Linked DNA regions of Homo sapiens: region 1 is linked to region 2. The links are chromatin contacts, found by Hi-C or POLR2A ChIA-PET in ENCODE. All regions are on one chromosome and are shown on one strand. Each heading gives the region's core, a stretch centred on a gene start or an enhancer-like site at or near the end of the contact. The rest is flanking DNA. Distances are from core to core; before and after follow the strand shown.

Region 1 (3,333 bases), core at 63-2,562, 160 kb before region 2:
ATCTCCACCTGGTCCCACCCTTGACACATGGGGATTATGGGGATTACAATTCAAAATGAGATTTTGGGTGGGGACACAGCCAAACCATATCAGTATTATTACTATTTCTTTTAATCTTAGTGATTCTAACAGGTATGTAATGACATCTCAATGTGGTGTTAACATGCATTGCCCTAATGGCTAGTGATGCTGAACATCATTTCATGCACTTATTTACCATGATGTAACCTCTGCAGTTGGATGTCTCCTCATGTTTTTGCCCATTTTCAAATTAGATTGTTTTTTTCTTAATGCAAAGATTTTTAAAGCCTTTTAGTAACATTCTTAGAGGCTTTTAAAAATCATTCTTCCAAGTACAGAATATATTTTAATTCAGCTCTCAGTAGCAGGGTGTTAACTCTAAACCCATCATTGCCTCAGCATGGATGCAGGATCCAATCCTCTGTTATTCAGCACGGGCATTTTCCCCACATGTCACATTCAAAAAACACTGCTACATCCTCATCTCTTTCCCAGCCATTACCTGAACTTTACCCCTGAGCTAGAATCTCCAGAGAAGCTTGAACTTTAGCTTCTAGAGTTGCTCCTGACCTCATACTTTGCTATTGCACCACTAAGCTGAAACCAAGAGTTGAAACCAAGCTTTGGGAATTATACCTCTTTTTCTGGATCCACATGCCCTGTGATATAAAAATAAATGTCGGCCAGGTGCGGTGGCTCATGCCTGTAATCCCAGCGTTTTGGGAGGCCAAGGCAGGTGGATCACCTGAGGTCAAGATTCAAGACCAGCCTGGCCAAGATGGTGAAACCCCATCTCTACTAAAAATACAAAAATTAGCTGGGCGTGGTGGCAGGTGCCTGTAATCCCAGCTACTCGGGAGGCTGAGGCAGGAGAATTGCTTGAACCTGGCAGGCAGAGGTTGCCATGAGCTGAGATCGTGCACTGCACTCCAGCCTGGGCAACAGAATGAGACTCCATCTCAAAAGAAAAAAATAAAAAATAAATGTCAGTGTGTTCCTTTGTACTTGTTCCCCTGTGCGCCAGCCAGTTTGTAATTTGTCTCCTAACCCAAAAGGCAAAGAGTAAATGGGAAAGAGTAGGAACTTGAAAATGTGACTCCCTAAAGACAGTGGGTCCCCTTTGAACATCATTAATTTGCAGGCATAGGAAGGAAATAAAAGAATGTGGAAGAGAACGTCTACAGGAGGAAGTCTTGGGTACACTGTACACCACATGGGACATAGCCTTCCCTAACGTACTGAGAGTCTCTGGCAGGTTATTTTTAACTGCCACATTGTCAAGTAAATGTTTGCACTTTGATAAGTGTCCTGTCCACTGGCTTGTTCTAAACTCTGGTCTGGGAGCTTACCAGAAGAGCCTAGGAGTGGTATGCAAGAGAGAGAGCCTGGATGAGTGAAATATAATAATTGTTTAGCTGCCAGCCCTGATGTCTATGACAGATCAAACAATCCACTTGCATTGTGTTTCACTGCTTGCATCACCTGGTCATGAGTTTTCAGTGGAATTTGTGGAATGGATTGTTCTCACGGAGTCACCCAATATCCCTGAACAATGGTAGCATACATTCTTAGTTTTATATAAGAGCTAATAAGGAATGTTCCAGCCACCCGATCGGAGGCAGAGAGCTGTTGCTGATGCTTGCCTACTTTCTTTCTTTCTTTCACACTCTCCCTTTCTCCTTCTCCTGTCTGAAGGAAGAAAGAAGGGGGCAGGCAGGGAAGGAAAAAAGATCCATTATGTAGAGGTCACTAGAAGAGTGACACCACAGGTTGGAGGGAAGATAAATATGAAATATGGAAAATAAGGGGTACTCTGTGGTTTTTCCCTTCATAAAATTTGCTTTTATTTATTTATTGGTTCTTCCTCAGTGAATAACCTTCTAGAAAAAGGCATCAGGCTGGGCGCGGTGGCTCATGCCTGTAATCCCAGCACTTTGAGAGGCCAAGGCGGCCGGATTGCCTGAGGTCAGGAGTTTGAGACCAGCCTGGCCAACATGGTGAAACCCCGTCTCTACTAAAAATACAAAAATTAGTTTGGCATAGTGGCGCATGCCTGTAATCCCAGCTACTCGGGAGGCTGAGGTGGGAGAATTGCTTGAACCCGGGAGGTAGAGGTTGCAGTAAGCCGAGATCGTGCCACTGCACTCCAGCCTGTAACGTTTCAGGAGTGCTTTTTGTTGCATGTAACAGAAAACTAACTCCAACTGGGTAAAACAAAAAAAGAGATTGATTAATTAAGCACTGCAAAATTTAGAAGTAGTGGTTTCGGTGTTGGTTTGATTTAGTAACTTGTCATTTTTTCTTTACCTTTTATGGTGTCCATTTCAAAGGAAGGCTGGCTCCATGCTTCAGGGTTTGTTTCCAAAAACAGGCAAGTCCTTTTCACAACTCGTGGAGACTTGTTCTTAATACTGGATGGATCGCCCATGACCAGCCCTGCTGGCCAGAGAAATGTCACGTGCAGATTGGCTGGGGCTTGGCTTTCCTGAACCAATCCCCACAGCTGGTGGTGGAAGGGCCCTGTTGATTTAGACGCCAAGGTTCTTCACAAGGGAGGGTGAATGGATATTGGGGCAACAACTGCAATGCCTACTACTACATCTTCTTAAAAAGTTATTCTAATTTCTGCACTGATGATTAAAATCCTTTAAGAGAGCATCAAGCCTCTCATTCTGAAACTTGAGATAAAATGGAAATAGTAACAGTGAATTAATTTACACTGAAACATGTTGCAGGAATAAATTTTTACAATCACATTTGTCAAGTGAGCCAAGAAGTAATTTTATTTCTCTATAATTGAATTAGATTAACTTATTATCCCCAATTTCTACTTGGTAATAGAAAACTATATCTTTCTAATTCAAGATAAATCCAATTACTTCTTGTTTAGAACTCAGTCAACTTAGTCTTTCTTTCTTTCCTTCTTCTTCTTCTTCTTCTTTTTTTTTTTTTTTTGAGACAGGGTCTTCCTATGTCCTATGTTGCCCAGGATGTACTTGAACTCTTGGGCTCAAGCAAATCATCCTGCCTCAGCTTCCTAAGTAGCTTGGGACTATAGGCTTGCTCATGCTCAGCAAAAGCCAGTCTTTCTTCAGTAAATTCTTAGTCAATATAGGACTTCTCTCCTTTATCTTTCTTTCTTTCTTTTTTTTTTTTTTGAGGCAGAGTTTTACTCTTGTTGCCCAGGCTGGAGTGCAATGGCACAATCCTGGCTCACTGCAACCTCTACCTTCTACCTCCCGGGTTCAAGCGATTCTCCTGCCTCAGTCTCCCCAGTAGCTGGGATTATAGGCATGTGCCACCACGCCTAGC
Region 2 (3,287 bases), core at 605-3,104:
GCTGGGAGTTTACACATACACACACTTGATATGTGTAACTATTTCAGGTCATTCTTTCGTCTTGTGGAGGAAGGGACAGACAAGGAGAACGGAGGTACCAGTTGAGCAAACTAACCCCCAGCTCATGCAGAGAGACATTAGCATAATTTTGTATTGTTGCTGAAATTTCTTCATGTCTTACTTTTGATCCCATGAGACAAGTTGTTTGCTTCCATCTAAAAATATCGGATGATGCCTCTACATTGCAGATACAAGTTAAAAGTGTTTTTCCAGAATCTATGTTACAAAGGAAGCCCAGGGACCTCTGGTCATAGTGATGAATTTCACTGGTGTAACATCCATGCTGTGTGGGAGGTGAGATTTGGACCCAAACTGTGTTTTTAATCACCAATTTACAGTGATGTTTCACACAGAAGTAGAGGGATCTGTTCCACCCTTATGAGATTTCACCTGACCCAGAGCACTTAGAAAACAAGATAAAGCAGCAGCAGGAGAGGAGGCCTTATCTGTTCTGCCCACAGAGCTCCTGGCTGTGTTCTCCAGCTAATACTTCTTACTCCCCCCCACGCGCAATGGCAGCGGCAATGTGCGTTATAAACTGCAAGGGCTGACCACTTCTTCAAAGCTTAAGTTCTGGACATCACCTCCCTCTCCCCCAAACAAGATTGCCACAGGACACGAGGACACAGAACAAACCATATTAACCTCTCTGCTTCCAATGCCTAGCAACAATGTTTGTGGTTACCCCATGACTGTGTGACAGCTGTGTATGTGTTGATACCTGCTTGTGATACCATAGGTAAAACAAAATACAATTTTAAGGAGGATAATACTTTATGGCAGGGAGGAGCCTGTCCATGAAGGTTTCAGTAAAGAGGTTTATTCAGTGGTTGCCATGGCTGCTAATGCTCCTGCATTCTGTCAGGATATAAGAGCACAGACAAGTAAAGGTAAATGTGGTATCAGCTGTTTGGTAAGGGAGGTTTCTATTTCCTACCTAGTGAGGTCTTCTCTGTGTCTATATGCATATTTATTACCTTAAATATAGAACCTGGACATTTAACAACAGGGATTCTGCTTGAATGAGAATAAAGCCAATTTCAAACCTTACTGTTACTTTCATCTCTGGAGGTGACACGTGAGAGCAATTAAGAGAGGACTCTGAGGGGAAAAAATTCCTACCTCCGTTGAAAGAGGCTGGAAGAACCTTTGAAGAAAGATGAAACTTAAACTAGCACCATCCCTTCCTTTAGAATATTAACTGGACGCCTATATCATAAATGCAAAACAAATGCAAATGGATATATTTTCTAAAATTCCAAAGTTTGCAAAGCTGAATCCAAAATCTCTCGAAATTACAGTCATGACGACCGAAAGAATCACGTCTCTTGTCTAATCAGAGACGATGCTTATGGAAACAAAAACAGGCCCGGAAGGAAGGCTTCAGCGGCATTCACCACCACCTGCATCTCTGCTGTGACTTACACTGAGAAGAGGGCATGCTGAGAAAAAGGATGGTTATTTTCCTTGTAATGCGAGCTTTTTTTTTTTTTTTTTAGCTGTGAACTTTTTACCTTGCTTCATTCATGCTTCATTTGATCAATTACTAACTGTATAGCCTCTGAAAAGCGAGCGCGGGCTTCTTAAAGTTGATATTTTGCTTTTGGATTCCTCTGCATTTTACAACGGGGGGAGGTTAATTAAGGCACCTTTCTGATTGAATGGGCAGAGGGACTGAGGGTGTGTGCTTCGGTCCGGTCCCCTTAATACCGTAAGGACCCAAGGACCGCGGAGGGGCGAGTGGAGCGCGACGCTTCCACCCCAGAATCCGTTTTCAAACCTTAGGGAGCCTTCTTTGCCATTGAAATGCAAATCCGGTCCTGAGCTCCCGGGCCAATCCGGGAGGCTTCCTGTGGGATTACCTGGTGGCGAGCGAGCGCCGAGCCAGCGCCGAGCCAGCGCGGCCCCTCGGGTGCGGCGGGCGCGGGGTGGACTGAGCGGGCCCGGGCGGGACGAGAGGTGGGCGAGCGCCCCGCACCCTCGGCGCGCCGCGCGGGATCAGCGTCCTCCAGCCGCGCTGCCCCGGCCCACCGTGCAGCTGTAGCCGCGGCGCGGTGGCGCGGTGGCGCAGGGCGCTGCTGGGCCGCCCATTGTTGAGCGCGTTGGGCCCCGCCGGCGATGCCGCGCGCCGCCTCCTCGGAGCGGCGGCGAAGTTTGAACTTGGCGTCGGCCTGGAGCCCCGAGCAGCCCGGGGGCGGCGGCCGCGAGGCGAGCGGCGATGGTGAGTGAGGAGGGCGGCTGGGCACGGAGAGGGAGGCGGGGGCCGGCCGGCTGCTTTCTGGAGCGCGTCTATTTCGGGCTCTGCGGCGACTCTGGAAAGCCCTGTCTGGAGGATGGCTCCCAGGGGCTTTCACGGCCAGCACCCCGGCTGATGGGGGCAGGTGGCGTGCTCCGAGGGTCTCCTGACACTCCTAGGCCTTGGCTTTTTATCAGAGAGGCAGTAGCTGCCACTCCAAGAGGAAAATAATTGTTGATTATTGACAGCATGAAAACTTTTCGGAAGAAATGATCTGTGAAATATTTTAATTTTGATAAATTGCTTCCCACCAGGGCCCCTGCTGAGTTGAGAACTCCTTGCCTTTCTTAATTTTACTGGATTTGTTTCTGTAGGAAAGGCTCCTGAAGTGCGTTGAGGGGCACGCCTACCCCCAACCCCCACTTGCTCCAGATCTTAAGACAGTTACTTAAATAGTGTGTTCCTTGTGCTGCAGCAACACTTAAATCATGAAAATGAAATTCTACCTGACGCTCGCTTTACTCCGAATTGCCAGAGGAATAAAACTTTTGCTGGTGGGGGAGGGGAGTGGTTACAAAATTTCAACACCTGGAGCACTCTCTGGGGGTGGGATGTATTTCTCTTCCTCTAGGATGTATTTTGGCATTACCTTTTTCCCCTCTCCCTTTAAATAGTAGTGTTGTTGTGGCGCACTGTGTGCACGGGAGCTTCTGCACTGGGAGCAAATGGGTGCCCTGCATGCGGGTCATCTCCATGGAGAGATTGCTGTGATATCGGGGGGTGCAACAGGAAGTCCTAGCACAGAGGCTGCCAGAGAGAGTTCTGTGCATTTTCTGTTTTTAATTAGTTGTTTTAAAGCCTAGTTAAATGTCCGTTTCCAGTTAAAAGCACCCTGGTCGGATATATGGCTAGATCTTTCCCCCAAAAAATTTCACCAGAAGTTGGTTTACATTTTAAATTTATTTTGATGGTTACCTTTTTTTTTCTGATT

The links. Hi-C counts contacts between places; a loop is a spot of excess contacts on that map. ChIA-PET counts read pairs that join two places held with the same protein, here RNA polymerase II (POLR2A). Pooled maps may share reads with other maps.
Region 1: a pooled map shows a loop between it and region 2 (2.5-fold over the local background). The contact joins two enhancer-like sites. A Hi-C loop is called at or near these places in 3 of 168 maps with a recorded cell type or tissue (IMR-90, chondrocyte and mammary epithelial cell) and 8 of 50 pooled maps. POLR2A ChIA-PET finds 5 or more read pairs at or near these places in 2 of 52 experiments (PC-3 and WTC11).

Annotation. Positions count from the first base shown.
Region 1 is chr4:76,525,384-76,528,716 of GRCh38, forward strand. All of the region lies in intron 1 of SHROOM3 (shroom family member 3), which reads left to right. Among named protein-coding and RNA genes, the nearest start is that of MIR4450, 47 kb to the right of the region's middle. Within about 2 kb of position 1,313, at least 6 of the 41 ENCODE cell types and tissues checked have a DNase peak (open chromatin) inside an H3K27ac peak, as active enhancers do.
Region 2 is chr4:76,687,422-76,690,708 of GRCh38, forward strand. All of the region lies in intron 2 of SHROOM3 (shroom family member 3), which reads left to right. Among named protein-coding and RNA genes, the nearest start is that of SHROOM3-AS1, 110 kb to the right of the region's middle. RefSeq lists an enhancer at 1,640-2,162 and a silencer at 2,076-2,255. Within about 2 kb of position 1,855, at least 21 of the 41 ENCODE cell types and tissues checked have a DNase peak (open chromatin) inside an H3K27ac peak, as active enhancers do.